2 separate regions of the Homo sapiens genome follow, and region 2 is linked to region 1. Evidence: read pairs that join two places in POLR2A ChIA-PET (ENCODE). Cell type or tissue: GM12878. All regions are shown on one strand. Each heading gives the region's core, and the rest is flanking DNA. Links, peaks and the distances in the headings are about the cores only. Region 1 overlaps KLHL6 (kelch like family member 6). Region 2 has its middle 23 kb from the start of KLHL6.

What was found. Peaks named below come from ENCODE experiments on the same cell type or tissue, not always from the same donor. Only the 100,000 strongest peaks of a DNase experiment are listed, where the experiment ranks them.
Region 2: POLR2A ChIA-PET joins it to region 1 with 10 read pairs; 8 of 35 experiments call an interaction of 5 or more read pairs at or near these places.

What each region holds. Positions count from the first base shown.
Region 1 is chr3:183,518,378-183,534,192 of GRCh38, reverse strand. KLHL6 (kelch like family member 6) reads left to right here. Exons shown (of 7, transcript NM_130446.4): 2 at 6,183-6,348. Among named protein-coding and RNA genes, the nearest start is that of KLHL6-AS1, 22 kb to the left of the region's middle. RefSeq lists enhancers at 258-337, 1,037-1,296, 15,077-15,577. In GM12878, for the core only: no CTCF peak of the experiment used is centred there; DNase peaks (open chromatin) are centred at 6,702 and 8,432; H3K4me3 peaks cover 627 bases; H3K27ac peaks cover 3,158 bases.
Region 2 is chr3:183,570,525-183,586,339 of GRCh38, reverse strand. No RefSeq gene overlaps it. Among named protein-coding and RNA genes, the nearest start is that of KLHL6, 23 kb to the right of the region's middle. RefSeq lists a silencer at 5,125-5,419 and an enhancer at 6,090-6,339. In GM12878, for the core only: no CTCF peak of the experiment used is centred there; a DNase peak (open chromatin) is centred at 7,470; H3K4me3 peaks cover 627 bases.

The DNA.
Region 1 (15,815 bases), core at 4,854-12,853:
TATATGACATTACTTTTAAAGTAATGTCTTTTAAAGTACTTTTAAAGTACTTTAAAAGTACAAAGTACTTTAAAAGTAAAGTACTTTTAAAGTACTTTAAAAGTAAAGTACTTTTAAAGGCTGGTGATTACGGTTCTGCAGACAGCTCTGTGCTGCTGGTCAAGAGGGTTTGTGGCTGAGGAAACTGGTCTGTAAATTGGTCACCTGCTCTGATATCATCACGGCTCCCCCAGCTCTGGGCGGGGATTTCTTCACTTTACAGAGGCCCCGGAATTCACCTTCGTTCTTTCTTTCTTATTACCATATTCTTGTGAGGAGAAAGAGGCCAGCTGAGGGAAAAGAGAAGAGGGGAGGGAAGGAAAGGTTAGGAGGGTTACCATTGATTAAAACAACAAGGACAGAGGGGGAAGGACGGAGGCGGAAGGACAGAGGGGGGACGATCACCTTGACTAAAACAAAAGGTCCAAAAAGTCAGCAAGTCAAGTGTCTAGTGATTTTCTGTATCTCTGTCTCTCTCTCGTTCTCTCTCTGGAAGTCTTTTGACTTTTGAATGTTTCTGGGAAGCCATAAACAGTTACCTTTGTTTTGCAGATTAGGAAAAGGGGTAAAGAAATGGATGAGTGGCCAGGCACGGAGGCTCATGCCTGTAATCTTGGCACTTTGGGAAGCTGAGGAAGGAGGATCTCTTGAGCCCCAGAGTTCACCACCAGCCTGGGCAACAGAGTGGGACCTTGTCTCTACAAAAATTAAAAAAAAAAAAAGTTGGGTGTGGGTGCCTATAGTCCTAGCTACTGGGGAGCCTGAGGGAAGAGGGTCACTTGAGGCCAGGAAAAGAAGGAAGAGAAAGAAAGGAAGAAAGGAAGAAACAAAGAAAAAGAGAGAAAGAAAGAAGAAAGAAAGAGGGAAGGAAGGAAGGAAGGAAAGAAGGAAGGAAGGAAAGAACTGATGATTGATTTCCAGAGATAAATAGGAAGTGTGGGATAGAGAGGAGGGGCAGGACTTAGAGGTGTAATCCCCTCCGTGTTGAGATGGAAGTCCGAGCGTTTGGAATTACATCACCAGAGCTCCACCCAGGGCCTTTGCATTTCAGTGACTTGGCTGGGAGATAACGGCTCCCTAACCTGTTCATGTGTCTGTAGCTTAGAAAGTCCAGTGACTAATGTTTGGAGATGTTCCCTAGCGGTGTGGCTACTGCCTCAATTAGTACATTTTCTGAGAAAAGGCTTTGACATTGTCACAAGCCTCCCAGCTCTTTATGGGTTCATCTGATACTTGACTCTAGTGGCACCCATCACCTGCAAACAAAAGTGAGAACACATGTGCTTAAAATGTTCTCTTTGAGTCCTGCCTTTGCTCATCAACCTTCAACGGCTCACCATTGCTCACTGAGTGAAAACCTAACTCCCTATCCTGCCTTCAGTGCCCTCCACAAGCAGGATCCAGGTTATCTTTCCAGACCATTGTTTCATCCCTCTCCTGTCCCCTGAGCTTCAACTGAATCACATGTCTGCTAGTTTCTCTTCATGCCTCATGCCCTTGCATCTTTATGGCTTTACTCACTGTGCTTGTTACCTAGAAATCCTATCCATAATCTTCACATTTCAGAATTTTCCTTCTCTATGAGTAGCCATTCTTGGCCTCCACAGCACTTTGTAGGTCTCTTATGGCCCCTCGTAGACTGTTATTTGGGCATCAATGCCCTTGCTAGTTTGTGAACTACAAGGGTCTGGGGTGGATACAGACTGCCAGTATTAGTCAGCTTGGGCTGCCATAACAAAATACTATGGACTATGTGGCTTAAACAACAGAAATGTTTATTTCCTCACACTTCTATAGAGTCTGGAAGTCTAGCATCAAGTTGCTAGCATGATCTGGTTTCTGGTGAGGGCTCCCTTCCTGGCTTGCAGACGGCCACCTTCTCACTGTGTCCTCACATGGCCTTTCCTCGGTGCGTGAGCAGGAGTGGTGAGGTGGGTGTGGAATCTCTCTTTCTGTTCTTATAAGGACACGAATCCTATCAAATTGAGATCCACCCTTATGATCTCATTTCACTTTAATTACTTCCTAAAAATCTTATCTCCTAATACATTCACATTAGGGGTTAGGGTTTCAACATATGAATTTTGTGGGGGACACAATTCAATCCATGACATTCCATACTTGGCCCCCAAATTCGTGTCCTTCTTATATGCAAAATACATTCATTATATCCCAACAGCTTCCCAAGTCTTAATTTATTCCGGCATCAACTCTGAAGTCCAGATTATGGTCTGAATATCATCTAAATCACATATGGGTGAGACTTTATGTATAATTCATCCTAAAGCAAAATTCCTCACCAGCTGTGAACCTGTGGAACAAGACAAGATGTATGCTTCCAAAATACAATAATGGGACAAGTGTGGGATAGACATTCCCATTCCAAAAGGGAGAAATATGAAAGATGGGGCTGGGCACGGTGGCTCACGCCTGTAATCCCAGCACTTTGGGAGGCAGAGGCGGGCAGATCACAAGGTCAGGAGATTGAGACCATCCTGGCTAACATGGTGAAACCCCGTCTCTACTAAAAATACAAAAAATTAGCCAGGCGTGGTGGCAGGAGCCTGTAGTTCCAGCTACTTGGGAGGCTGGAGGAGAATGGCGTGAACCCGGGAGGTGGAGTTTGCAGTGAGCCAAGATTGTGCCACTGCACTCCAGCCTGGGAGACAGAGTGAGACTCCATCTCAAAAAAAAAAAAAAAAAAAAAAAACACAGACAAAAAAAGAACAGAAAGAAGGAAGAAGTGATGTGTCCCAAGAAAGTCCAAAATCTAGTGAGATAAATTCCATTAGATTTCAAGGCTTCAGAATAATCCTTTTTGGTTTGATTGTCTTCCCTTCTGGCCCACTGAGGTGGCAGTGTCACCTCCATGGCTGGAGGTGTGAGTCCTCCCAACAACCCCTCCCCCGACTCCCAGGTGTCTGATGGAGGCTGTCTGGCTTCTTGAACCGAGGCAGTGGTCCTGATTATCTCTGAATCACCCTTAGGGTAATTTTTCCCTCTTCTGGAAGAATAGTGAGGGCTGGGTGCAGTGTCTCACGCCTGTAATCCCAGTACTTTGGGAGGCCGAGGTAGGTGGATCACCTGACGTCAGGAGTTTGAGACCAGCCTGGCCAACATGGCGAAACCCCCCATCTCTACTAAAAATACAAAAATTAGCCAGGCGTGGTGGCGAGTGCCTATAATCCCAGCTACTCCAGAGGCTAAGGCAGGAGAATCACTTGAACTTGGGAGGCAGAGGTTGCAGTGAGCCGAGATGGCACCACTGTACTCCAGCCTAGGTGACAGAGTGAGACTCTGTCTCAAAAAAAAAAAAAAAAAAATGCATGTTCACAGCTGAGTACCTCATTGTTTTTTACCGTCAAATCCAAGAAGTCTGACAGCCTTCCTTCAATTGTCTTGTCTCTTCCCCTTCAGTTCAAACTGGCAGTGTTTCTTTCTGTTCCTATAATTCCATAAGCATTTTATTAAATGATAGTCCAGCCACATTTTTGGCGTTCTCTTCAGAACATGCTCCCTCATTTTTCTCAGAATGGGTAGGCTGAGAATTTTCCAACTCTTTAATTTTTGGTTCCCTTTTGCCTAAACATTCTTTTTCTAATTCACCCCTCTCCCCTTGCATTTTACTACATGCAGTAGGAGGAACAAAGCTGCTTCTTCCATGCTTTGCTCAGACGTATCCGCAGCTAAATATCCAATTTCATTGTTTGCAAGTTCCACCTCTTGCAAAACAGCAGAACACAGTTTAGTCCTTTCTTTGCCACTTTATAACAAGGATCACTTTCCCTCCAGTTTCCAATACGTGTTCCTCATTTCCATTGGAGACTTCACCAGAATGATCTTTAATGCCCATATTTCTGCCAACATCCTATTTGTGGCAATCTAGACTTTTTCTAGCTTTTACCTCAAAACTCCTCTAACCTCCACTCATGACTCAGTTCCAAAGCTGTTTTCACATTTTTTCAGTATTTGTGACAGCAGCGCCCCACTTCTCAGTACCAAAATGTGCCTTATTCAGCTTGGGTTGCCATAACAAAACACCATCGACTGGATGGATTAACCAACATACATGTATTTTCTCACAGTTCTGGATCCTGAAAGTCCGAGATTGGAGTGCTAGCATGGGTGGGTTCTGGTGAAGTCCCCTTCCTGGCTTGCAGATGGCCACCTTCTCGCTGAGTCCTCACACGGGGCAGCACGTGCAAGAGAATTCTGGTCTCTGTTCCTCTTCTTATAAGAACATCAATCCTATCCGATTAGGACCTCAGCCCTATGACCTCATTTTTCTTAATTACCTCCTAAAACCCCTATTTCCAAATAGAGTCACACTGCGGGGTTAGAGTTTCCTTTCTTTCTTTCTTTTTTTTTTGAGATGGGGTCTTGCCCTGTTGCCCAAACTGGAGTGCAGTGGCACAATCTCAGCTCACTGCAACCTCTGCCTCCTGGGTTCAAGAGATTAGACATGACTGGCTAGTTTTTGTATTGTTGTAGAGATGGAGTTTCACCATGTTGGCCAGACTGGTCTTGACCTCAAGTGATGCACCCGCCTTGGCCTTCCAAAGTGCTGGGATTACAAGCATAAGCCCCCACCCCCGGTCCCCCACCTACTTTTAATTCATGCATTCTTGCTATATTTTAGGTACCATATAAGTTTCCAAAATTCCAGAAATGTTTTCAGAGCATGGTTCAGTTACATGCATTTTAAAAATAAATAAAATTGCTCACACATTCCCTGGGAAGGACCAACAGTTTAAATGTCAAAGTCCAAGAAGCATGATAAATTCTTATGGGCTTGGCATGGGGCCTGGCATGGGGTAAAAAAAAAAAAATCTCTATATCTCTCTTTTTTAAACTTTTATTTTAAGTTCAGGGGTATTTAGGTTTGTTATATAGGTAAACTTATGTCATGGGGAGTTGTTGTACAGATTATTTAATCACCCAAGTGTTAAGCCTAGTACTCATTAGTTATTTTTCCTGATCCTCTCCCTCTTCCCACCCTCTACCCTCCGGTAGGCCTCAGTGTGTGTTGTTCCCCTCTATGTGTCCATGTGTTCTCATCATTTAGCTTCCACTTATAAGTAAGAACATGAGATATTTGGTTTTCTGTTCTTGTGTTAGTTTGCTAAGGATAATGGCCCCCAGCTCCTTCCATGTCCCTGCAAAGGATACGATCTCGTTCTTTTTTATGGCTGCGTAGTATTCCATGGTGTTTATGTACCACATTTTCTTTATCCAGTCTATCACTGGTGGGCATTTGGGTTGATTCTATGTCTTTGCTATTGCGAATAGTGCTGCAATGAACATACACGTGCATGTGTATGGTAGAATGATTTATAGTCCTTTGGGTCCTAATCCTTACAATAAACTTAAAAAATAGCTATTAAAATCCCCATTTCAGATGAGAAAACTGAAGGTCATGGAGATTAAATGACCTGTCCAACTCCTGGGTTGGTGGAGCTGGTGTTCAAATCCTGGTCCATCCAATGCTACGATAAAACCTACATCCTTTCTATCCTCTTCCCCTGCAGCCAAGATGGCGGCTAAATATCTGGAAGTCCAGCCGTGGGGAGGGAGCAGGAAAGGCAGAATCCAGAGGCGAGACAGAGTCCTGAAATGAGGGAATTCAAGGCTCCAGCTGCATCTGGGAACCTACGGACATTGGGTTCAGCTGCTGGGGTGAGAGGCAGCTACAGGAGCCACTTGCACTTCTGGCAGGTATCTGGGCCTCAGCTGGCCAGGCCAGAATGTGGGGCCAGGCTCCAGGCCAAACGAGAGCTAGTGTGAGAGTCAGAAGCCCTGTTTGGGTGCTGGGTGGAAGAGAAAAGATGAAGCTTGGGGATTCCACAATGCCCTCAGATGAATCTCCTGCACTTTGAGCCAATAAAAGCCAATAAAATAGATCTGGGACTGACTTTGGAGATCACAATCGGGCATGGAGGAGCAGGGCAGTTCAGTTCAGCTCGGTAAGTACTGATGAAATGTCTAATGCGTAGGGGGTGCTGGAGAACAGAGAGCCACCAGCCCAGGACCTGACCTTGGGAAACCCCCTGTTCTGTGAGGGCCTGATGAGTCTGAAAGGGGATCTCTTTAGGCCTGGAACCAAGGGTCTCGGCACGATTCACATTCACACATTTCTCTTCCAGGGCCATGTTCTGCAACGATTTAAAGGAAAAGTATGAGAAAAGGATCATTATTAAAGGGGTTGATGCTGAGACCATGCACACTCTGTTGGACTACACGTACACCAGCAAGGCGCTGATCACCAAGCAGAATGTCCAGCGGGTCCTGGAGGCTGCTAACCTCTTCCAGGTGTGTGAACAAACTGGCTCAGTGCTCTTCTCTGAAGCAGGTGAATGCAGTAATTCTCCAGAGGCCAGACCTGGTCTAGCTCCCAGGCCTGTACCTGGGACATGGACACACACACACACACGCACACAAACACACACACACACACGCACACCCCTAGCTGGGCTTGTGCTTACTTGAAAGTTAGAAGATGCTCTTTTGGAAAATTTCTCAGAGGGAGTGAGATAGGGCATTGACTCCTTAATAAGATGAAGCCAGGGGAGCTTTGTGCCTAGAACCTAGGCATGGGTCCTGACTCCAAGAACAATAAGTACAACTTGCAGAAGCTTAATTGGAGCCAGTGGCTCTTCTGTGGTTTGGGGTTACTGATGTCTCCTGGTTTCATCGAGGGTGGTGTTTATGTTTCTGTTTTCTGTTCTCCTTTCAGTTTTGGGTGGCTTTTCAAAAGAGCTATAAAAACTTTTTAAATAGTAAAGACTATAATCTTTTGTAATGTATGTTTCAGATATTTTCCTGCTAGTCACTTGACTCATCATTTTAAAATATAGCTTTTTTAATGTACAAAAGTTTAAAACTAGTACTTAGTCATAGCTATTGATCATTTCCTGGAAGACTTTTGTCTTTGGTGTGCATTTTTAGCCTTTCCCTTGCTTGATCATATCCTTATTCAATTTCATTTAGTCTTGTTATGTTTACAACTTTAATATCCTTTTTTTTGGTTTGTTTGTTTTTGTTTTTGTTTTTTTTTTTAGAGAGAGTCTCGCTGTGACGCCCAGGCTGGAATGCAATGGCACCATCTTGGCCCCCTGCAACCTCTGCCTCCCGGGTTTAAGCGATTCTCCTGCCCTAGCCTCCCAAGTAGCTGGGACTACAGGTGCATGCCATCAAGCCCAGATGATTTTTGTATTTTTAGTAGAGATGGGGTTTTACCATATTGGCCAGGTTGTTCTTGAACTCCTGACCTCAAGTGATCCATCTGCCTCAGCCTCCCAAAGTGCTGGGATTACAGGCATGAGCCATCGTGCCCAGCCAACTTTAATATACTTAGAATCACTTGGCATAAATTATTTTTCTCCATTCCCCCCACCCCTTGCCTCATTTTTAATTTTCTCTCAAGTGATGAACTTCCATAGAGATGTTAGTTTTAATGAGAACAGTGGGAGAGGACAGACATGGTGCAGAGACAGAGTGAGCTTTATTTGTTGTTGATTTCCCTATTCCGGTAATCCCTTGCCTCAAAAAATCCTAAATATCTTTTACTTTCTAGGCAGAAATTAGCAAGTTTCTTTCTGAAGCGATTGTACTCAGTTTCCTTATAAGTGTCAATTCTTAAGAAAATAAGAGAAGATTGCTGTGGGCTTCCAAATATCTATTTAACCCACTGATTTCTGTTGACTCTGGGTTACTTGCTATGAAGTCTCAGACAGAGAAAACTGGGGTCATATTCAGGCTTCACGGCATCATAAGGGACAGAAGTTTATAGGTTGTTGAAATAACTTTGTGGTTTGTAAAAATTATTTATTTATTTATTTATTTGAGATGGAGTTTCACTCTTGTTGCCCAGGCTGGAGTACAATGGCACAATCTTGGTTCACCGCAACCTCTGCCTTCTGGGTTCAAGCAATTCTCCTGCCTCAGCCTCCCGAGTAGCTGGGATTACAGGCATGTGCCACCACGCCCGGCTAATTTTTTTTGTATTTTTAGTAGAGAGGGGGTTTCCCCATGTTGGCCAGGCTGGTCTCGAACTCCCGACCTCAGGTGATCCGCCCGCCTCGGCCTCCCAAAGTGCTGGGATTACAGGCATGAGCCACCGCACCCGGCAAAAAATTATTTATTCTTTTGAATGGATAAAACATACTCCCATTCCAAATTCAGAACCCCGGAAGGGAAGCAGTGACACTGCCTGTTTGCAGTGTCCTGCTGTTCTTCATATTCCATGCATATAGCAGTCTCTATATGCATATCACTCCCACTCAGGCTTCCATTTTTTCTAACACAACGTAGGCACACTATACATCCTGTTTCGCATCTTACTAGTTTTACTTCACATTCTATTTTGGGCATTGCCGCAGGTCTGCGTGTGGAAACTACCTTGTTCTTCTCAATGGCAGCATGATATTGTTGGGGTCACATTAGATGTGAAACATGTCCAGTTATTGCTAATGATCTCTTATAAGGCAGAGTGGCAGAGTAGAAAGAACACGGGCAAGCAGACCTAGGTTTAAACCCTGGGTCAGTCACTTATTTGCTATGTGGCTGTGGACCAGTTACTTAAATTTTCTGAGATTCAGATTTTTCATTTGTAAAATTAGGCTGATAAACACCCCACCTTCCAGGGAAAGCTATTATGAAGTTAGATGAGATGATGTTTTCAAAGTACAGCATATTTCCAGGAATGGACGTGTCTTCCCATCAGTTGTGTGGTTTTTACTTTACTTTGGATAGTTTGTGCCTTGGATAAATGGGGCTGACATTGAGCTATGAGAACATTTCCCTAAGGTATTCCTAAATTTTCCCCCCCGGGTTAGGATTGTAAGAGACCATGTTTAAAAGTGTGTGTGTGTGTGTGTGTGTGTGTTTTTTTTTTAGAGAGTCTCACTCTGTTGCCCAGGCTGGAGTGCAGTGGTGCAATCTCGGCTCACTGCAACCTCCGCCTCCCGGGTTCAAGTGATTCTCCTGCCTCAGACTCCCGAGTAGCTGGGATTACAGGTGTGCACCACCATGCCTGGCTAATTTTTGTATTTTTAGTAGAGACGGGGTTTCACCATGTTGGTCAGGCTGGTCTTGAACTCCTGACCTTGTGATCCACCTGCCTTGGCCTCCCAAAGTGCTGGGATTACAGGTGTGAACCACCATGCCCAGCCAAAAGTTTTTTTTATCATGTTCATACGATACATGATTAGAATGATGAAATGAATCAGTGCTTTATTTTAATTAACTCAGGGTTATAGGTAGAGAAAAGTGTGCCAGTGATGGCATTTTATCTGGTCCTTTTACAACATCTGCAGAAGTCAGTACCACCTCTGTGGGACTGAAATGAACAGGAATCAGATTATCTCAGTGCTCCCCGCCCCACCCAGTAATAAACGCTTCTTAATTTTCACCATTGGTGTGACTCAGCTGCCCTTAGTGTCTTCCTGTTACCCACCAATTGCTTCTCTCCCAGAATTTCCTGGTGCAGGAAGAGACAATCCGATGACCAAGCCAATCAGCTCTATCACTGTTTGGGAAGAGCTTTTCCTACCAGGCCAGGCAACGTCATGAGCTGCTGGCCAGTTTACAGCGTGGGTGCCTTGGGTTTACAGACCAATCAGCGATGCCATGAAACAGGACAGTTTCTTTTAGGAGGAAACTTTGGGTGTGGCAGGTACTGATTGATCTGCCCACTAGAAGAACTTTGCAATCATCTGGCCGTAATGCATTGGCCAATCATGAGGAGAAACACATTTTCCCCAACTAGTTTTTGGAAAGGTAAAAGTAAGAGAAGCATCTAAGAGGAAAGGCCTAAGGGACCTGTTCTCACATGCGGTGGGATCTTTGAAATGAATGCCACCCAGTAGGGGCTCTAGAGAAGCCAAAGGTCTCCCTTTCCTTAACTGGACCTTCAGGCTTCTGAGTCGTAGGTAAGCAAGCCAGCCCCAAACTATGGACCTGGGACAATGGCTGTAAGGACTTGGCAAAATTTTTCCATCTTGAAGGAGAATGATTTCTCAATCAGGGCACTGCCATGTTGTTTGAGAAGTTTGCCATGTTTGTTACTTTCATTTTTATTATTAAAAACTCATGAGGCCGGGCACAGTGGCTCACACCTGTAATCTCAGCACTTTGGGAGGCTGAGGCGGGTGCATCACCTGATGTCAGGAGTTCCAGACCAGCCTGGCCAACATGATGAAACCCCGTCTCTATTAAACATACAAAAAATTAGCCAGGTGTGGTGGTGGGCGCCTGTAATCCCAGCTACTCAGGAGGCTGAGGCAGGAGAATCTCTTGAACCCGGAAGGGGGAGGTTGCAGTGAGCTGAGATTGCGCCACTGCGCTCCAGCCTGGGCGACAGAGTGAAACTCCATTTAAAACAAAACAAAACAAAACACCTCATGAAATGTAGCCAAATACCACCTGTACCCCAAAAACTTATGGAAAAAAAACAAACAACAACTCATGGGAAAAAAAACCAACTCATGAAAGAGTAAGGGATTGGGAGCTTATCTGCAGGCAGCAAGAAGATGTGAGGTCAGGGAGACCATTCTCACCCTGCATTTGGTCTGGGATGTAAGGATCCCTACGGTACATAACAGTTGGTTAGAAGCAGCAACTTAGGAGAAGAAAACCAGGCTAAGTCCCGTGGCCAAAGTGAGGAAAAAGGGGGATGCTGGAGTGGGAGCTTGGTCATCTGGCCTGGGCCTGAGAAGAGCCCAGGAGGGGCTCCCACAGAACCCTCTGGGGCAGTGACATGGTGGCAGTTAGAGGAGACATTGGTGAAGGTCCAGTGTTGCTTATTTCCCTAGGATTGCCTTTGTTTACAATAGGATGAATGCGCATGAGGCTAATGCAGATGAGACAGCCACGTGGTCAGTGTCTGACTTGATGGCCTGGGTTGGCTCCTTGGCTTATGCAATGCCTGGGACATAGCGGGCATGCTATGAATATTGGTGGAATACATGAATATGTGAATAAATGCACTAATGAGTGTGTCACTCTTGTTCATTACTAGCTGGATGTAAGGACTTCTCAAAAACTGCTCAAGAAGCCAGGCGCGGTGGCTCACGCCTGTAATCCCAGCACTTTGGGAGGCTGAGGCAGGCGGATCACGGGGTCAGGAGATCGAGACCATGCTGGCCAACATGGTGAAACCCCGTCTCTACTAAAAATAGAAAAATTAGCTGGGCCTGGTGGCGTGCGCCTGTAGTCCCAGCTACTCAGAAGGGAATCGATTGAACCTAGGAGGCGGAAGTTACAGTGAGCCGAGATCGCACCACTGCACTCCAGCCTCGTGACAGAGTGAGACTCCATCTCAAAACAAAAACCAAACAAACAAACAAACAAACAAAAAACTGCCCAAGACTCCAACAGAAATTACTTGGTCTCCTTCCAGGCGACACTAAGAAGCCCAATCCTGGCTCTTGGAAATGGTGTGGGCCAAGAAAGGAGGAAATATTTCACAGGCTAATACTAATAATTGCTTCATTTTATAGGTGCCTGATGAAGTGCCAGGCACCTACTATGATATACTATGTACACACATGAATTTCTGTTGTCATGGACAGAGACTCACAGATTATATCTATTCAACACCATAGAAGCCAGTCAATCTAGGCAAGAAAACCAGCTGGATTATTTCCTTGCTATCATCTACATAAAATCAGCCTGTTGACTATTTGATGCACTCCCTCTCACACTTAAATTTGGTCAACCAGTGTTGCTGTGTGGCTACTGTAAGCATTAAGCAATCAGGGTTAGTCTACTGGGTCCACATGACAGCCACAGTGGCCCTTTTCAGAGCATTCACCAGAGTCTTTTTTTTTGAGACAGAGTCTTGCTCTGTTGCCCAGGCTGGAGTGCAGTGGCGCCATCTCGGCTCACCGCAACCTCTGCCTCCTGGGTTCAAGCGATTCTCCTGCCTCAGCCTCCTGAGTAGCTGGGATTACAGGAATGTGCCACCACACCCAGCTAATTTTTGCATTTTTATTAGAGACGGGGTTTCACCATGTTGGCCAGGCTGGTCTCGAACTCCTGACCTCAGGTGATCCACCTGGCTTGGCCTCCCAAAGTGCTGGGATTACAGGCCTGAGCCACCGTGCCCAGCCAGTAGCAGCTATTTTGCCTGAACTACATTGTTTAAAGTCATGTAAGTCTAGCCAGGCACGGTGGCTCACGCCTGTAATCCCAGCACTTTGGGAGGTGGAGGCGGGCGGATCACCTGAGGTCAGGAGTTCGAGACCAGCCTAACTAACATGGTGAAACCCCTGTCTCTACTAAAAATACAAAAATTAGCCAGGTGTAGTGGCGGGCGTCTGTACTTCCGGCTACTTGGGAGGCTGAGGTGGGAGAATCGCTTGAACCCGGGAGGCAGAGGTTGCAGTGAGCTGAGATCACACCATTGCACTCCAGCCTGGACGACAGAGTGAGACTCCATCTCAAAAAAAAAAAAAAAAAAATCAGGTAGGTCTTTTTACCCTCAATGTATAGATGAGGGGCATAAAATTCAGCAATGTTAAGGAAACGCTAAAGTCTCCACAGCTAGTAAGAGGGGAGCCTGGATTTGACTCCTGTGGTCCTGTGCGTAGCCTGTGTGTTCTCCAGTGCACATGCTCTGTCCATGCCTCAGAGTGACGCCTGAAACAAGCCATCACCCTGAAGGCAGCTAGGGCCTCCGGGGAGGGTGTCCTCAGGGAGGACTGCCCAGTGCAATGTTCTGAGAACCAGCAGTGCTCTGTGCGAGTGTGTCGGGGGCAAGACTGGCCCAGCACCCTCTGGGGAACCTTGGATGCCTGGGGCCACCTGTAGGGGAAAGAAAGAGATCAGACTGTTACTGTGTATATGTGGAATGAAGAAGACATAAGAAACTCCATTTTGTTCTGTACTACGAAAAATTCTTCTGCCTTGAGATGCTGTTAATCTGTAACCCCAGCCCCAATCCTGTGCCCGCAGAAACATGTGCTGTGTTGACTCAAGGTTTAATGGATTTAGGGCTGTGCAGGAGGTGCTTTGTTAAAAATGTGTTTGCAGGCAGTATGCTTGGTAAAAGTCATCGCCATTCTCCAGTCTCGAGAGTACCCAGGGACAGAATGCACTGCGGAAGGTCACAGGGACCTCTGCCCAAGAAAGCCTGGGTATTGTCCAAGGTTTCTCCCGACTGAGACAGCCTGAGATATGGCCTCGTGGGAAGGGAAAGACCTGACCGTCCCCCAGCCCGACACCCGCAAAGGGTCACACTCTGTGCTGAGGAGGATTAATGAAAGAGGAAGGCCTCTTTGCAGTTGAGATAAGAGGAAGGCATCTGTCTTCTGCTCGTCCCTGGAAATGGAATGTCTCGGTGTAAAACCCGATCGCACATTCTATTTACTGAGATAGGAGAAAACCGCCTTATGGCTGGAGGTGAGACATGCTGGTGGCAATATTGCTCTTTACTACACTGAGATGTTTGTGTAAACTCAAACATAAATCTGGCCTACATGACATCAAGGCACAGCACCTTTCCTTAAACTTATTTATGACACAGAGACCTTTGCTCACACGTTTTCCTGCTGACCCTCTCCCCACCATTACCCTATAGTCCTGCCACATCCCCCTCACCGAGATAGTAAAGATAGTGATCAATAAATACTAAGGAAACTCAGAGACCAGTGTCGGCGTGGGTCCTCCGTATGCTGAGCGCCGGTCCCCTGGGCCCACTGTTCTCTCTCTATACTTTGTCTCTGTGTCTTATTTCTTTTCTCAGTCTCTTGTCCCACCTGATGAGAAATACCCACAAGTGTGGAGGAGCTGGCCTCCTTCACCCGCAAGCATCCCCAGAATGAGTCTGCTGCTGGCCATTTAACAACTCTTTTGTCTTTATATTTCTCGGTGTTTGATCTCAATTGTTTATGCTTTTATTTTTAGGTATAACTTGCATTTAGTAAAATGTACACTTCTTAAAGTGCTTCCAGCTTGATGATTTTTCACATGTGTATTTCACCATGCAACCACCAGTCAGATCAACATTGACAACAGCCCTGGCATCCCAGAACTCTCCTTCACAGCCTCCCTAGCCAGTCCTTTCCCACGCTAATTACTGCTCTAGCATCTGTTGCCATGGGTTAGTTTTGCCTGCTTTTGAATTTCATATTGTTCTTTTTGAGTCCTAACTAGTACAGAGGGTCTGAATCTTAGGCTACAAACTCAAGTGTGCCAAAAAGAATGTGATTTAACCTATTATTTTTCTGTTTTCTTGTTTTTTTTTTTTTTTTTTTTTTGAGACAGGGTTTTGGTGTGTCACCTAGGCTGGAGTGCAGTGGCACAATCATAGCTCACTGCAGCCTTGAACTCCCAGGCTCAAGAGATTTTCCTACCTTGGCCTTTCAAGTAGCTGGGAATATAGCCATGCACCACTATGCCCGGCTTTTTATTATTATTATTATTATTATTTTAGAGACAAAGTCTCTCTCTGTTGCCCAGGCTGGTCTTGAACTCCTTGCCTCAAGCAATCCTCCTGCCTCAGCCTCCCAAAGTGCTGGAATTACAGGCATGAGCACTGTGGTCGTCCAAACCTGTTATTTTTCTATCATTGAACTTAATTTCTATCCTGAGCTCTCATTCTACCAGTGGCAGAAATCATAGGTAGTGACACAGGAAAGTTTAATCAATTCAGGATTCGGGTTGCTTATATAGTTCCAGGAAACATTTATACAGTGCCAGGGCATTGAAAAAAGAGGCATCTGTCCTGGGCTTACCATGGTCATTTGCATTATTGGTCCATGTGGCACCCACTGGAGCACCTGTGTTCCCATCAGTCTCTCTCTGATTTTTCATTCCTTTCTCACTGACATCAACAAGTCCCCAGTCCTACCTGATTCTGGTCATTGGTCCTTGCAGGTCACTTTGCATTCTCTCTGTCCTGTTTGCAAAGCCTCTTCAGGTCTGGCAATCCTCTCAGCTACATCTGTGCCCCTCTCAAGACAAAAGACACTTCCATTCCCTCTCCTTTACAAATCCAGAGCTACAGGGGACGTGGAGCAACTGCCACAGGGCCCCTTTGTCTGGAAACAATACACTCTCATCTCATCTGCTGCTGCCATACCGGACTGCTGCTTTTCTGCTTTCAGCTCGGCGATCAAGGCACATGTTCTTTTGTTCTCAGATTCACAACCTATAAGGGACGTTTAGCATCCCCCTCACTCTGGAGATTTGGCCTGGGATGGGAAGCAAGGCATCATCTCGGGAACCCACCCCTGCTTCTCACTCTGTTGTTAGACAATCTCTCTCTTGTCCCTCTTCCTTGCCTGGGAATCTTTATTGCCTCCAGGGTGGGAAAAGCTGACTCTTGCTTTGTCATCCGTTCTCTCACGTCTCCTGTTTTGGTATAAACTTTGTACCCAGACTCTTTAGGACTCTGGCTTTTGAGGCTGGAAGGGGTAGGTTCTTACCACTAACTGGTATTTCTTTCAAAACCACTTCTCTAGTTTAAGTTCTGAAAGTCTATTTAGAAACTCAAAAGCCAAGAATTATCTTCTTTTGCCTGCTCTATCACCCCTTCCCTGAGTAAGCCTGTGCTCGGTTGCTGCCTATAGGTTGTAAAATACAGGAAGTGGGGTGTGGGGTTTTTAATTGTAATGAAAATCCATATCGCTACCAGATTCTGACTTTAACTGCTCCCTAACTACCACAAATTACTAAGCATGTTCTAAGTGCAAGGTGTTTTGTGAGAAGCTGTCAGGAGAATATAAAGATTAAAAATGTGGAGTACAGATCACATTTTTGTAGCAATTTTGTCC
Region 2 (15,815 bases), core at 3,411-11,410, 54 kb before region 1:
CAAGACCTCCTAAGGCTGAAAAATGTCTCGTGCACACCCAACTAATAGAAGATCCACGGTGTCTTGGGTGAGGTTCTGTGAGCCATAGAAACAATGAGAAATTTGGGGATATCATTGTGTATTTATTAATTTTTTATTTTTATTTATTTATTTGAGATGGAGTCTCGCTCTGTTGCCCAGGCTGGAGTGCAGTGGCACGATCTCAGCTCACTGCAAGCTCCGCCCCCCCAGGTTCACATCATTCTCCTGCCTCAGCCTCCTGAGTAGCTGGGACTACAGGTGCCCGCCACCATGCCCAGCTAATTTTTTTGTATTTTTCGTAGAGACAGTGTTTCTCCATGTTAGCCAGGATGGTCTCGATCTCCTGACCTCGTGATCTGCCTGCCTCAGCCTCCCAAAGTGCTGGGATTACGGGCGTGAGCCACCGCACCTGGCCCCATTGTGTGTTTATAACCCCCATCCCCTCCTCACAACCAAATTCAAACTGCAAATAGCAATAGACGCCAATGACTATTTGACCAACACGCTATGGTGGAAAACACATGGGCTTTGGGGGTCAGAGACACCTGGGCTCAAATTCCATCTCTGTCACGTATGGCTTAATGATCTTGGGAAATTTGCTTAACCTCTCTGAACCGTAATCTTCGTCTATGACAAAATTACCCTTTGCAAAGTTGTTTGGGTTCAGTGGTTTGATACATGGAAAGGACCCAACAAATAGTGGTATGATCGTTATGGTGGTAGATTTTTGGCTTACAACTCAGCATGCTAAAACACTTTATAGGCATGATAAAATGCAAAGTCTGTCTTACCTTTCTCCTCCTATCTCTATAAACCTTAGAGGATTTGAGCCTTGTAGAGAAACCAAATATTTTAAAACAAAAAGTTTATTTTCAAATGAATTTTGGTAAAGGTTGATATCCAATGTGTCCATTTGAGCTGGGTTTTTTTACTCAGCAGCAAGAATCCTAATACAGCATGTAACACAATTCTTGACCATAGCAGCAACTCTCTAACTGTTTAACTCTCAACTCTCTAACTGATTGCTGTTGTTATGACTGTTGCCCTTGGTCCATGAAGTCTATGAAGATTGTACCCCTAGCTTCACTGGGGCATTCCTGAAACTCACTGTCAGTATGGTTCTAGAGACAGTTTGATAAGTCCAACTGTCCTTAAACAAAATCTTTGCTATTGGTTCTATCCATAGAGTACACCTGTTTCTACTTCCCTCTCTTATTCACGAAGTCACCCATTGATCCATTCATCATGTCACAAGCTAGGAAAAAGAGCTTCCTGTTAGTTAAATTATCTGATAACAAGAGACACAGGGATTCCTCAGTATCTCCAAAACAGACTCCAGTCGAAGCCAATTGGGAGTGAGAGAGAGGATCTGGTGTTGGTGCTCTGTGAAGGAAGACTCGTTATGTCCCTACAGTTAAGAGTTTTCTTACCTTTGAACAGTGCTTAGATAGGCTGTTCCTGTCCTTTGTTGACAGCTAATGGTTTTTTACAGGCCTGAGCTGATTCATGTCCTGCCTGACCCTGACTCTCACATCAGCCTCCTGAACTCATCTGTACTTGGCCTAACTTTAATTATCTGGTAACAGCTGCTGCCTCCTTCTCTGGTGCAGCCCCAGTCTGGGCCTGGCTTCCAGCTGGCTTCCTGAGAGCAGGCCTCCAAGGGGCTGGAACATAGATTCTGCATGTCTTTGCAGAGGGGTATTTTCCCTGATAGCATATCCCCTTGGAGTGGCAGAGAGTTACTTTTCAGCAATCCTTGCCATTCACAGACGAGTTTTCTGCTATTTGAGCTCACTATTGCCAGAGATGGCCAGAGGAGCAGTGTTTATCACATAAGGAACGTGTCCTTGGATGCGGATCACCCTCGTCTGGCAGCAAACCAAAAACACCATTCATTCCGCCTCTTCTCAGAGCCACAGCTGGGACATTACAAACTGCATTAATATGCCAGAAAAATACCCCAGCAAAGGCTTCAGGGCAGGGAGCGACTGGGGTCAGCCCTATGGCATCAGTCAGCTCTCGGTCTCCAAGGCTGAGGCCTCTTCTTTCAGCAGCCTTATGGGTACAGTAATGCTGGGAAGGTGCTTCCATGGTGTTAAGAAGGTGGGACAAGGGACTCAGGAAGGAGTGCCCCTGGGCCTGGGACTGATGGTAGGTGGCCTGATGCCACTCTCAGGACTGGAGATAGTTCTACTTACAGGAGTGGAGCCAGGGTACAAGGATCACAGTCAGGTCAGATGGGGGAGGGCTGTTTGCTTGAAGCAGCCTGAGGCCATGTGGCCAGGGTGGAGAGCCAAAATCACCCCCCAAAACAAGCAGCGTAAACAGAATGAAAGAAAGTGTGAGGAATGGCCAAAGAGGCTGTTTCAAATGAAGGCTGTGGATAGCAAATCTGTGAGGGGGTTTCCTTCCCTGTGGGGCTGGTGTGACTCTGGAGGTGGGTGTGAGGGCTTAAAGTAGCTGCACAGGGTGCGCAGCTGGAAGGCTGAGCCTGGAACCTGGTGGGAGGGGCTTCCCTCAGTTTCCTAGGGTTGGGGAAGTGTAGGATTGATCGAATTCCTGACATAGTCTGCCTCCCTGACTGCAAAACTTTGTCTTCTATGGATCTATAGGATTTTTTTTTTCATTTCCATGATGTGTGATAATGAAATGTGGACTATTCTCACACCAAACGTATCTATGAAACTTGCAAGCCTATAAATAACCTGCCCCACTTTTTAGATCTCCTCAGGTCCAAGATGAAGACTTTGGTGTCTCACCCATGCTGAGTTCTGGGCTGTCACAAGAGGCACACTTGCTAGATTGCAGGCAGACTTTGTCCTCTTTATCAAGATCAGCTATGGCCCTGCAGTCTCCTGATCCACAAATTAGGTGGCAATCATTTTGCTAAATGTCTTCCATCTTTTCTTTATATCTATCCGTGATGCCTTTCTCAATTTTTTTTTGTCATGCCATCTAATCATTTTGTCCTCTACCAGCAGAAAATAAAACCTTAAATGTTTTTTAAATGTGATTTTTTGTGTGTGTGAACAGAGGAAATCATAGAGAGCTGTGATAAACTTGAGAAAGATGACAAACTTTTGAGGAATATCTAACCATTGGCTAAATCTGAACAATGATAATGTGATGGAAATAGCAGTAAAGAGATCTGGGCTCCAGTCCTATCTGAGTCTCCAGTTAACAGCATGACCCCTGAAATCACTCAGCCTCTCTGGGCCTCATCTGCCAAATGAAAGCTTGACTAGATCGGGGCTTCTCAAGTTGTAACATGCACACGAATTACTGGGCTCTGTTAAAATGCAGATTCTGATTCAGTAGGTCTGGGATGTGGCCTGAGACTCTGCATCCCAGATGATGCTGTTATGTTGCTACTGGTCAGACTTGACTAGCACTCTGTAATCACTGCAGAGACTAGCAGTCTCTGCTAAAAACACACAAATTTGCTGGGCGTGATGGTGCGCACCTGTAATCCCAGCTACTCGGGGAGCTGAGGCAGGAGAATCACTTGAACCCGGGAGGCAGAGCTTGCAGTGGGCTAAGATCGCGCCATTGCACTCCAGCCTGGGTGACAAGAGGGAGACTCCATCTCAAAAAACAAAAAAACAACAAAAAAACTGTCTTCAGGTGATTTTAACATGCTGTCCAAGGTTGAATATTACTATGATGAACTCTAGGAGTCTATGAACGTATGTATATGCACAAACATACATATGTATGCATACATATACATATGTGCATATATGTGTATGAATGTGTATATATACATACACACATGGAAAGTGAGTGTTTGATTTTTTCAGAGAATGTAGAAAATTAGAATCTGCTCCCTTTTGGCTTTCGATGTGTGGGGAGGGAGGGCAGAGAAGGATCAGAGGAAAGAGCAAAATGACTGTCCAGCCAAAAATGACATGAGGGTAAACAAAGCCAGCCACTTGCCCTGTTTGTAAGCTGCCCAATGTCCAGGCAGCAGCACTCCTGAGACAGGCTGATACAGAGCTTGTCAACCAAATGGGGCCTGCCAGACCTTGGGCTGTGACCTGGTCTGACCAGGATTTTAAACTAAAACCCTTTCTGCTTATGTATATATATGTATATATATATATATATATATATAATTTTTTTTTTTTTTTATTTTGAGATGGAGTCTCACTCTATTGCCGAGGCTGGAGTGAATGCAGTGGCTCAATCTCAGCTCACTGCAACCCACCTCGGCCTCCCAAAGTGTTGGGATTACAGGCAGGAGCCACCACACCTGGCCCCCTTTCCATTTTTAAACCTAAGTAGCTAGCACTATAAACCAGTAGGGCCAAACCACCTGCCAATTTGTAATTTCAGCAGTTTATTCTAAGCTTGGAAAAGCTGAGTGCACTTACCATAGGCCAGGCACCTGCAATAGAAAGGTTGGGCGGGGGGACAGTTTCCACTGTTTATGGAAGATGACGAAGAAAGTCATTGTGCTTGATTTTCATTGTATCATCATCAGAAAAGCAAAAGCAAAGAGTCAATGGCTCTTTGAAATGGCAGCTGTCTTTCAGGAGGATGAACATTAGAGAAAAACAGCTATGAAGTCAAGGCCTCTGCTCAATGAATAAATAGCCCATTTGTTCCTTGAAGGGTTTGCTTGAAGGCCAGCCTGGGTAACTTGGGGAGGAGGAGCTGAATGGCTCATCTGAAATCCTAAGGCAAATTTGCACTTGGGGGTTGGTGGTGACTGAAAAGATGGGAAAGGAGAAGGAGGGAGAGACACAAGCAGGGCCAGGGTGTCCTGGGTAGGGTATGGGTAGTGAGATATGTCTAGTTCTGGATGTTTTTGCAAAGGGACTTTTTTTTTTTTTTTTTTGAGACGGAGTCTTGCTCTGTCACCCAGGCTGGAGTGCAGTAGCACGATCTCAGATCACTGCAACTTCCACCTCCCCGGTTCAAGCAATTCTCCTGCCTCAGCCTCCTGAGTAGTTGGGATTACAGGCACACACCACTATGCCCAGCTAATTTTTGTATTTTTAGTAGAGACGGGGTTTCACTATGTTGGTCAGGCTAGTCTCGAACTCCTGACCTTGTGATCTGTCTGCCTCGGCCTCCCAAAGTGCTGGGATTACAGGTGTGAGCCACCACGTCCAGCTGCAAAGGGACTTTTGAGAATGAGTCGTCTGAGGAGTGTCTGAGCTGGTGCGGGGCAGCTCCCTCGTTCTCCTCACAGCAGCAACCTGCAAGTGAAAGGGCTGGTCCTGCTGAAATAACACCAGCGCCTAGATAAAGGAACAACCGTGGGGACAGAATGGAGACCCTCAATGCAGAGGAGGCTGGGACTGAGAGCTGCAGGAGCTGTGTGCACAGTCCTCCCTGCCCTGCCCCATTTGCAGAAATCTCAGGGAGAGTCCTGGACTTTCCACAGGACACAGGAATGGGATTGCAACCTGTTTTATCTAGACCTTAAAGGAGCAGAGCTACTCCAGCTGACACCAGGCCACATTTCAAGTCAGGTTTATTGAATGATGTGTTGGAGGAAATGCTTAAGATTCTGCATTTTCCTTATGCCTGAACTCTGAACCATTACCAGTTTATGGACATATGGAGGTAGTTGAAGTCAAAGGATATAGAGATTAGCTTATTTTAAGATAGTGAGTGACTAGGATGAGGGGATTTGTTGACCTGCTTCTTGAGAAAAGTGACTTATTGGGAACTTAAGCTCTGAGGCACTCAAAGGCCAGTAGACTGCACTTCCTGAGTGATAGAACTTTGGCAAGTTGTCGGAACACTGACCTTGATACTTATCCAGGGAGGCGCAGCGCCTTAGTTTCAAACCGCACGACTGGAGACTGCTCATTTTCCATTTCTGTACTGCCGAGAGCTTGGTGAAGTCACAGGTTTTGAAGAGTTACAGAGTTATTTGGAGGAAATAAGTTGCAATCTTGGAAGAGATTTGAGGAGTTTGAATCATGCTTAAGTTTCTGTGGCTGCCGCCGGAATCTTAGGAAATGATTTCCATACAGCTTATTAATTTCCCAGAAAACTGGTTTCCCTAGTGATGAGTGTTAATTTACAAGACCTGTAATGTAACTGCATGGATGGATTTTGCACCCAATGAGTGGGCCACGGAGTGGGTGGCAGGGCCCCCCTGTGGGAGTATGCTGAGGGGGCGGACTGGAATTAAAATCGGTCCACTGAGCTGTGTACCCTTGAGGGAGGCTGCATCTGCGGGGGAGGAAGGGTTGCCGTTTTCGTTTTCTTTTTCTTTTTCTTTTTTTTCTGAGATGGAGTCTTGCTCTGTCGCCCAGGCTGGAGTGCAATGGTGTGATCTCGGCTTACTGCAACCTCCACCTCCTGGGTTCAAGCGATTCTCCTGCCTCAGCTTCCTGAGTAGCTGGGATTACAGGCACGAGCCACCATACCGGGCTAATTTTTGTATTTTTAGAAGAGACGGGGTTTCACCATGTTGGTCAGGCTGATCTTGAGCTCCTGACCTTGTGATCCGCCCGCCTCAGCCTCCCAAAGTGCTGGGATTACAGGCATGAGCCACCGCGCCTGGCCAGGGGTGCCTTTTTCTAACACATCCACCTGGAGGTACCTTCCCCAAATTTGCCCAAGGGTGGCATCTAAGCAGGCAATTGAAGGACCTTAGTAAATGATGCCACATGAGGGTAGGCATCATTGTCCCCCTTTGGCCATCCTGACATGGTAATGGGGGTGGGAAGCCCCTAAGCAGGTACCCACATAGAGAGAGGCCAAGGAAAACTTGGATGTACCTTCACATGGATCCCTCGAGATTGATCAGTTCTCAGTGGCTCTGAGAAAACTGAAATACTTTAGCAGATGTTATTTAACTTTGGAGAGCAAATTTCCGTACGTTTCTGAATTAACATGGGTTTACCTTATCAATGTATTGCATTTTCAAAGATAAAAATATATTATGCCTTTGGGAAGCTGAAGTGGGCGGATGACCTGGGGTCAGCAGTCCGAGGCCAGTCTGGCCAACATGGTGACACTCTGCCTCTACTAAAAATACAAAAATTAGCTGGGCGTGGTGGCGGATCACGAGGTCAAGAGTTTGAGACCATCCTGGCCAACATGGTGAAACCTCCTCTCTACTAAAAACACAAAAATTTGCTGGGCATGGTGGCAGGCACCTGTAGTCCTAGCTACTCAAGAGGCTGAGGCAGGAGAATCATTTGAACCCACGAGACGGAGGTTGCAGTGAGCCGAGATCGCGCCACTGCACTCCAGCCTGGCGACAGAGCAAGACTCCATCTCAAAAAAGAAAGAAAGAAACAAAAACCTAATTGAATTAGAAAAGCCACAATCGTTTCTCTTTAAATCGAGTGAGAGTACATACCTAATTATCTGTTGGGTGTACCCACATCCTGTTCTCACTTAGGATGAATTTTGGAGAAGAGCAAATTTAAAATTATTAGTTATTAAAATGAGAGGCTAATAATATCTAGACAACAGGTGGTACTCAAAGCACTTCTTGGTTGGTTTATGGAGAGCTCTGCGGCTTAGAGAGGAGGACCGTGGTCACCAGTTGAAGTGGGATACTGAGACATGTGATGGCTTAGAGAGAATCCAGTTACCTACAGTTCTTCATCATCGAGATGACCCTTGTATACTTCAGACTCAACTTGTCTAAATGTAAACCCATCATCTCCTTCCTCAAACTTGCTCTGCCTCCTGCACCTTCAGTAAAGGATATCACCATCTGTCCAATGCCCAAAGTAGAAACTTGGATGTTTTCCTTGATTTCTCCGTTTTTTCCTACCTTGTCCCTTGCTCCCCAGGTTGCATCATTTACCGAATCCCATCAGCTCTACCTTTTAAATATTTCTTGAATCCATTCACTTTCCTCCATCCCCTCAGCCCCTTCCCTATTTCAGAGCTCTGTCTTCTCTCATCTGTGGGCAGCAGGAAGCAGCTTTCTGATTTCCTCACCTCTTGTCTTACCTCACTTCAAGCCATCCTCCACACCATAGCCAGGGTAGATCTTAAGTGTACATCTGATTGTCACTGGCTTTCTTAAAGACCAGCGTCCTACACTGCCCTCCAGTTCATGCCCAGGGTCCTGTGGCTCACATATTCCTTCAGGAACAGGCTCTGGGACCTCTCCAGTTTTACCTGTTGGCCACCCCAACCTCCATGCCACAATCAGCTTCCTTTAGATCTCTGAATGCCTCTTGCTCCCTCTTCCCTCTAAGCATTTTCTTTTTTTCACGTTGGTCCCTTTGTTTAGAATGCTTAACACTCTCCTATGTCTTTCAGCTTTCAACTTAGATGTAACTTCCTCCATGAAAGCTTTCTCTGGCTTCCTCGAGTCTAGGTCAGGTTCCCCTGTTACAGGCTCCCGGAGCATCCAGTATGCCCTCCATCACAGCCCTCACTCTGCATCATCTCTGCCGCCTAAGTCCCCAAAGAGACGATGAGACGCTTGAAGGTGGGGCTGTGACCGTCTCAGTGTTACGTCTCCAGCAATTACTGTATATATGGCTGGTACTCAATAAGTATTTGTCTATAATTGAGAGTCCACAATGAATGATTGCCCTCAGAAAGATTTGGTAGCAAATAGATTACGATTAAAAGAATTTTTAAAGGCATTTTTTTCCAACTTCATCTCTCTTCTTCTTTGCAGTTCGATCCTGCAAATGCTGTAAAGTTTTGACAATGAACGCATGTATGGGATAGCCTGGTATGATAGAAACAACTCCAGGCTTGGAATTCTAACAATGGCCAACATTTGTTGAACTCTCTATAATATGCCAGGCTATGTGCCAAACCCATTACATGCATTAACTTCTTTAGTCCTCCTAATAGCTCTGTGGGATAGCTACTCATCTTCATTCAACAGAGAGGAAATAGAGAGAGGCACAGGGAATCAGACCTCAGCTCAAATCCCTGCTCTGCCACTTACTGGCTGCATGACTTGGGTGAACAATCTCTCCCTCATTTCCTGAGCTATAAAATAGAGGTACTACTCGCTGATTCCTTGATTTGCAAATTTTAAGTTTTCTTATACCCCGTACATATCACACATGCATATTACATGGTGGCTTTTCATAGGTTAATTTCGAAGGCCACCGATACATTGCTGTGTATCAGTGGACAAATGACCTGCCACATGGTTTTGTTCCAGCCTGCCAGCCATTAGTTCAGCTTTAGCAGTGATCCTGTATGTGTGTTCAATTATTTAAATAATTGACTGTACCTTGCCCTCATTATATTATAAAAATGTGTGTAATGGAAATAAAATTCTGATACTAGTGATTATTAGAATAACTAACAATTATTGAGCACTGTGTCAGCGATGAAACTCTTGTCCCTCAGCTTCAAACTTGTCTCCCACTCTTCTATATTTGGCTGTGTGATGCAGGGGCTGGAACTCTGCAAACTGCATTTTTCCTTTGTCCCCTTCTTCCTGTTAGGCTCTATTAATAAAGGACCATTAGAGGGAGGTTGCAGGACTGGATGAGAAAGAAGGGACGTTTTCCCGTTGGCTTTCCATTTATTTCTGGTTGACTTCCTGTGCCTGTCACTATCATCCAGCAATGCTGCTTCTTCAGTCTAGCAGAAGCAGTTCAATCCAGCTTGCAGTTTTTCCAATTGGCAAAGCCAGCCTCATTGCATCTCTGAAGAGATGGCTGACAGCCAGCCGGTACCTCATCCTCAGAAGTCTGTGTCTCAGTCCCATGGGACTCCCCTCTGAGCTTCTAAGTCTTAATAACGGCAACCTCTTCCCTTTGTTCTCTCAGCCCTACAAGCTGCTTCCTGCAGTTTTTACCTCTGTGATAGCTTATTGTTCTCTTTTTGCTTTTTCAGTTACATCGTTCATTCTTTATTACCTAGCTAAGCATTCTCTGTGTTAAATTCTCACTGTTAAAACAACTCATCTGTTTTCCATCTCCTAACTGGACCCTGACATAAAGCATTTATCCAATTCACTTCATTCTAAGAATAATCCTAAGAATCTAACAATAATCCTAAGAAGTTGCTTATATCTATTTATCTATTGTAATTTAAAAAAATTTGTCATTGTTATTATTATTATTTTACAGATAGGAAACTAAAGGATACAGTGGTTAGGCAACTTGCCCAAGTTTACACAGCGAGAAAGTGGCAGAGCTTGGCTTTAAATCTACGCAGGCTAGTTCCAGGGCCCTTCATCTTAAACGTTAAGCCAGTGGTTCTCAAACTTAAGTGAGCATTACAATCACCTGGATGGTTTCTTTCTTTTCTTTCTTTTTATTTATTTATTTTTTTGAGATGGAGTTTCCCTCTGTTGCCCAGGCTGGAGCGCAGTGGCATGATCTCAGCTCACGCCAACCTCTGCCTCCCAGGTTCAAGCAATTCTCCCGCTTCAGCCTCCCTAGTAGCTGGGATTACAGGCGCCTGCCACCATGCCCGGCTAATTTTCGTATTTTTAGTAGAGATGGGGTTTCACCATGTTGGCCAGGCTGGTCTCGAACTCCCGACCTCAGGTGATCTGCCCGCCTTGGCTTCCCAAAGTGCTGGGATTACAGGCATGAGCCACCGCGCCCGGCCTGGATGGTTTCTTAAAACCTGAGTTTCTGGGTTTCATCCCCAGAGTTTCTGATTCAGTGGGGCTGGAGTAGGGCCTGCCCGAGAATTTGCATTTTTAACAAGTTCTCAGGTGATGCTCCTCTCAGGACCCAATTTGAGGACTGTACCACTGGGCTATAGATGTCAGGTTTAATGTAAGTAAGACAAAGATGGAAACAATTAAGCGGGCTTGACGTTGTGACTATCCTATCCTCAATTTAAGCCCATTGGACTTAAATCTGCCAAGTGTATATTATAAAGGAAAAAAAGTAAATGTTGAATTGAAGAGTTTGTCAGCCCTATGAGCTAGGTACTATTACCATCAATCTTATCTTACAAATGAGAAAACTGAGACACATGAAGTTTAATAACTTGTCCAAGATCACACAACTAGTAAATGATAAAGATGAGATTCAAACTCAGGCAGGCAGTCTGACTCCGAGTACCTTCTCTTAGCCATTGCACTATACTAATTCTCATAGGAGTGATAAATAGCAGTGTATCTCTGGGGAAAAAGAACACAACTTTTTTTTTATTTTTAGAGATGGGGTCTCATTTTGACACCAAGGATGGCACTCAGTGGCGTGATCATAGCTCACTGCTACCTCAAACTCATGGGCTCAAGGGATGCTGTCACCTCAGCCTCCTGAGTAGCTAGGACTACAGGTGCCTGCCACTGGGCCTGACTAATATTTTTATTTTTTGTAGAAATGGAGACTCGCTTTGTTGCTCAGGCTGGTCTCCAACTCCTGGGCTCAAGTGATCCTCCTGCCTTGGCCTCCCAAAGTGCTGGGATTACAGGTGTGAGCCACCACACCCAGCAGGATACAATTTATAATACTAGGATTGTCCTGGGAAAGGTTGCTGGTTCCCTCTGTGGACCAGCTTTACCAGGAGAGGGTCAATCAATGCATCCTTCACTGGGGACCTTCCAGGCAGCCCAATTCAATAGCACTCTGCAAATTGTGTCTGCAGTTGTGAGTGCAATCCTGCCCTTCGGCAGGCACAGTGGACCGCTGGAGTGTTACAGAGAGATCCTTCTCTAGACGGAATTAGGTAGCTCTCCTTTGATACTAGTAGCACTCATAAATTTAACACAATTGAGACAAAGATGGTCAGTTTTAAGCAAACTCAGAGTGGTGGGTTTTGTTTTCTCATTTGAATGTACGTTAGACATAAGCCCATTTGCTGAATTTTTTTTTAAAATTTTTTATTTATTTTTATTTTTTGAGATGGAGTTTTGCTCTTGTCACCCAGGCTGGAGTGCAATGGCGCGATCGCGGCTCACAGAAACCTCTGCCTCCCAGGTTCAAGCGATTCTCCTGCCTTAGCCTCCTGAGTAGCTGGGATTACAGGCATGCACCACCACTCCCCGCTTTTTTTTTTTTTTTTTTTTTTTTTTGGGACTTAGTCTTGCTCTGTCGCCAGGCTGGAGTGCAATGGTGTGATCTCAGCTCACTGCAATCTCCACCTTCCGGGTTCAAGTGATTCTCCTGCCTCAGCCTCCCAAGTAGCTGGGATTACAGGCGTACGCCACCACACCCAGTTAATTTTTGTATTTTTAGCAGAGACAGGGTTTCACCATGTTGGCCAGGCTGGTCTTGATCTCCTGACCTCGTGATCCACCTCCCTTGGCCTCCCAAAGTGTTGGGATTACGGGCATGAGCCACCGTGCCCGGCCTAATTTTGTATTTTTAGTAGAGACAGGGTTTCTCCATGTTGGCCAGGCTGGTGTTGAACTCCTGACCTCAGGTGATCTGCCCGCCTCAGCCTCCTAAAGTGCTGGGATTACAGGCATGAGTCACTGTGCCCGTCCTGAGTGTTTGATTTTTGAGAAAAAGAACTAAGTTGAAGACTAGTATAAAATGCTGAAAATATATGATTAAAGATTGGGTTGAGGCTGGGCGCAGTGGCTCCTGCCTGTAATCCCAGCACTTTGGGAGGCTGAGGCGGGTGGATCACTTGAGGTCAAGAGTTTGAGACCAGCCTGGCCAACATAGTCAAACCCCGTCTCTACTAAAAATACAAAAATTAGCTGGGCATGGTGGCAGACGCCTGTAATCCCAGCTACTCAGGAGGCTGAGGCAGGAGAATTGCTTCAGCCTGGGACATGGGGGTTGCAGTGAGCCAAGACTACACCATTGCACTCCAGCCTTACAAGAGCAAAACTCCATCTAAAAAAAAAAAAAAAAAGATTGGGTCTAAAAGGGTCCATACAATTTAGGACTTTTTATTTTCTCCTAGTAGCCTGCATGTTCCACATTCTATGGGAGTTTTTCTGTCCACAGGTTGGCCGTATGAGGCTGGACGCTCCTTGAGGGCAGAGCTATTCACTTCTATATCTCCTTGTGTCTAGCACCGTGGCTGGCACATGCTTGACATTTGATAAATATTGCTTAAACTCAAATTCCGGAAAGGGGCCAGTTTAAAAGTCCTCCTTGTTCATATTTTCTTGGACATGGTGATGACTCAGAACGAAGCCCACAGAGAAAGGGGCAGCCTGGTGAAAGGGGTGCACTTTGTCCAATTTAGACATAGAAATGACTTCCCGTTAAAGTGGGTTATTTTGAGAGGGTTAGAAATAATTTACATGTCAGTCAGTCAGTAGCCAAAATGGTTTTCATTATGTCTGGAGGAAATTCATGTCTCTGTTCTTCTTTGCCTAGGGTTTGAAACTTTGGTTATTTATTAATAGTTGCTATTTATTTAGCACTACTGTATGTCAGGTGCGGTACTAAGAACTTTCCATAATGAGCCCTCATTTAACAGCCACAACAAGGTGATGAGATGAGTAATCCATTTTATAGATGAAGAAACTGAGGATCCAAAAACTTAAGGAAATTACCCGAGGCCCTACTCTGGTAGATGCTACAAGTGCTGTTCAAATTCAGGTCTGTCTGACTCTGGAGTTCACGCCCTTTCCAGTGGGCACCGGTCTGCCTTCCTGCTTCCTCAAATAGGGCCCCAAGACCCCTAAAATGAGGTGATGGATCTTCTGGCTCTCCCCACACTAGGATTCTGTCTCCAAGTCTGAACACTCAAAATCCCAAAGATCTCTCTGAGAATGTGATGGCTAAAATTTTCGGTCTCCGGTTTGAATCTGATAATATACCTTCCCATACCATGCTGAAGGAGCACTTTGCAAAGTGGCAGTGGGACAGTCAGAAGTGAGCAGGGAGTTTTAAGTCCTGCCACCCTCAATTTCTCTTGCCATATTTGTACCTGGAAGGATTAGTGTAATGATAAACTTATTATGGATAAATTATATTGGCTATTTAGGGCATTTTGAATAGCGTTTTCTTATATATGCTGTCTACAATGCTGAGCAGCAGTGCTGTTAACCCTAACTGGGACTTGTCTGAAAGTCTTTTTTAAATGTGTTAAATGTTTCTACGTATTTTTTTCAGAATTATAAAACATCAGAGCTACTGTGTCATATTCAGGTTCCAAGACATTAAGTCTAGAAGAACTTTGGTTAATTCAGCGATCTCTGAATAATGTGGACGATACTCCCATGAAAATATATGAAAGCTTTCCTTGAAATGTAGAGTGAAAAAGCAGATTTTATTAACCTATTATTTTCCTCATTTTCCCCCTCTCATCTAAAAATATATTAAAATTCTGTAGCTTGAGAGTTCAAACAGACTTGAACAGATTTCTTTACTCTAGATGAAGTGTCTTAAAGATGGAAAGGCCTATTGGCAGCTTCAGAATGAGAGTGATTGGAAGTCCCTGGCCCCTAACTTCCTGCCCTGTGTGATACCTTGGTCTTGTCCTTAGCTGATCAGGTTCACAACATTAATTCTAATGGCACCAGCACAGCCAGAGGTGACCATCACTTGGGGGGATTTATTTACTCAATTGGAGGTTGTTGTAAGATTGAGTTCTTGAGGAAGCAATGACAGTGGGTGTAGGTAGCAGTGGCATCCAGTGCCCGGTACCAGCAGGGTCGGTGGTGCAAACTGCAGCATCTCACACTGGGGGATGATGAGAGTGGTATCCTAGCCAGGCAAGTCCTTTAGAGTGATTTTGAGCCTTGTTTTTGACTGCATCTTTCAAGTCTAGTTCTTCCTCCATGCTGGATTTTTGTGTGACCCCCATATGGTCCCTCAAACATTTTAAATTTAAAACATAAAAGTGGCTGGGCGCAGTGGCTCATGCCTGTAATCCCAGCACTTTGGGAGGCCAAGATGGGTGGATCACCTGAGGTCAGGAGTTTGAGACCAGCCTGAGCAACATGGTGAAACCCTGTCTGTACTAAAAATACAAAATTAGCTGGGTGTGGTGGCGGGCGCCTGTAGTCCCAGTTACTCAGGAGGCTGAGGCAGGAGAATGGCGTGAACCCGGGAGGCGGAGCTTGCAGTGAGCCAAGATCGCGCCACTGCACTCCAGCCTGGGCGACGTTGTGAGACTCCGTCTCAAAAAAAAAAAAAAAAAAAACAAACAAAACAACAACAACAACAAAAAACAAACGAAAGAAAGGTACTTTTTTTAGCTGATTTTTTAAACTTTTTTTTTAAATGTTAACATTTTAAAGTGTATGGTCCAGCAGTGTTAGAGTACATACACATTATTATGCAGCCAATCTCCAAAACATTTTTTTCTTTGTCTCTCTCTCTTTTTTTTTGTTTTTGTTTTTGTTTTTTGAGACGGGGTATTGCTCTCTTGCCCAGTCTGGAATAGATGCAGTGGTGCCATCACAGCTCACTGCAGCCTTGACCTCCTGGGCTCAAGCAATCCTCCTGCTTCAGCCTCCCCCGTAGTTAGGACCACAGGTGCAAGCCATCACACCTGGCTGAATTTTTTTTCTTTTTTCTTTTTTTTTTTTTGAGACAAAGTCTTGCTCTTGTCTCCCCAGGCTGGAGTGCGATGGCACAATCTCGGCTCACTGCAACCTCTGCCTCCTGGGTTCAGATTACAGGCGCCTGCCACCACGCCCGGCTAATTTTTGTATTTTTAGTAGAGACGGAGTTTTACCATGTTGGCCAGGCTGGTCTAGAACTGCTGACCTCAGGTGATCCATCCGCCTTGGCCTCCCAAAGTACTGGGATTATAGGCATGAGCCACCGCACCCGGCTGGCTGATTTTTTTTTTTTTTTGTAGAAACGAGGTCTTACTATGTTGCATAGGCTAGTCTTGGGAACTCCTGGGGTGAAGCAGTCCTCCTGCCTCGGCCTCCCAAAGTGCTGGGATTACAGGCAAGAGCCACCGAGTCTAGCCCAAAACATTTTTCATCTTGCAAAATTGAAACT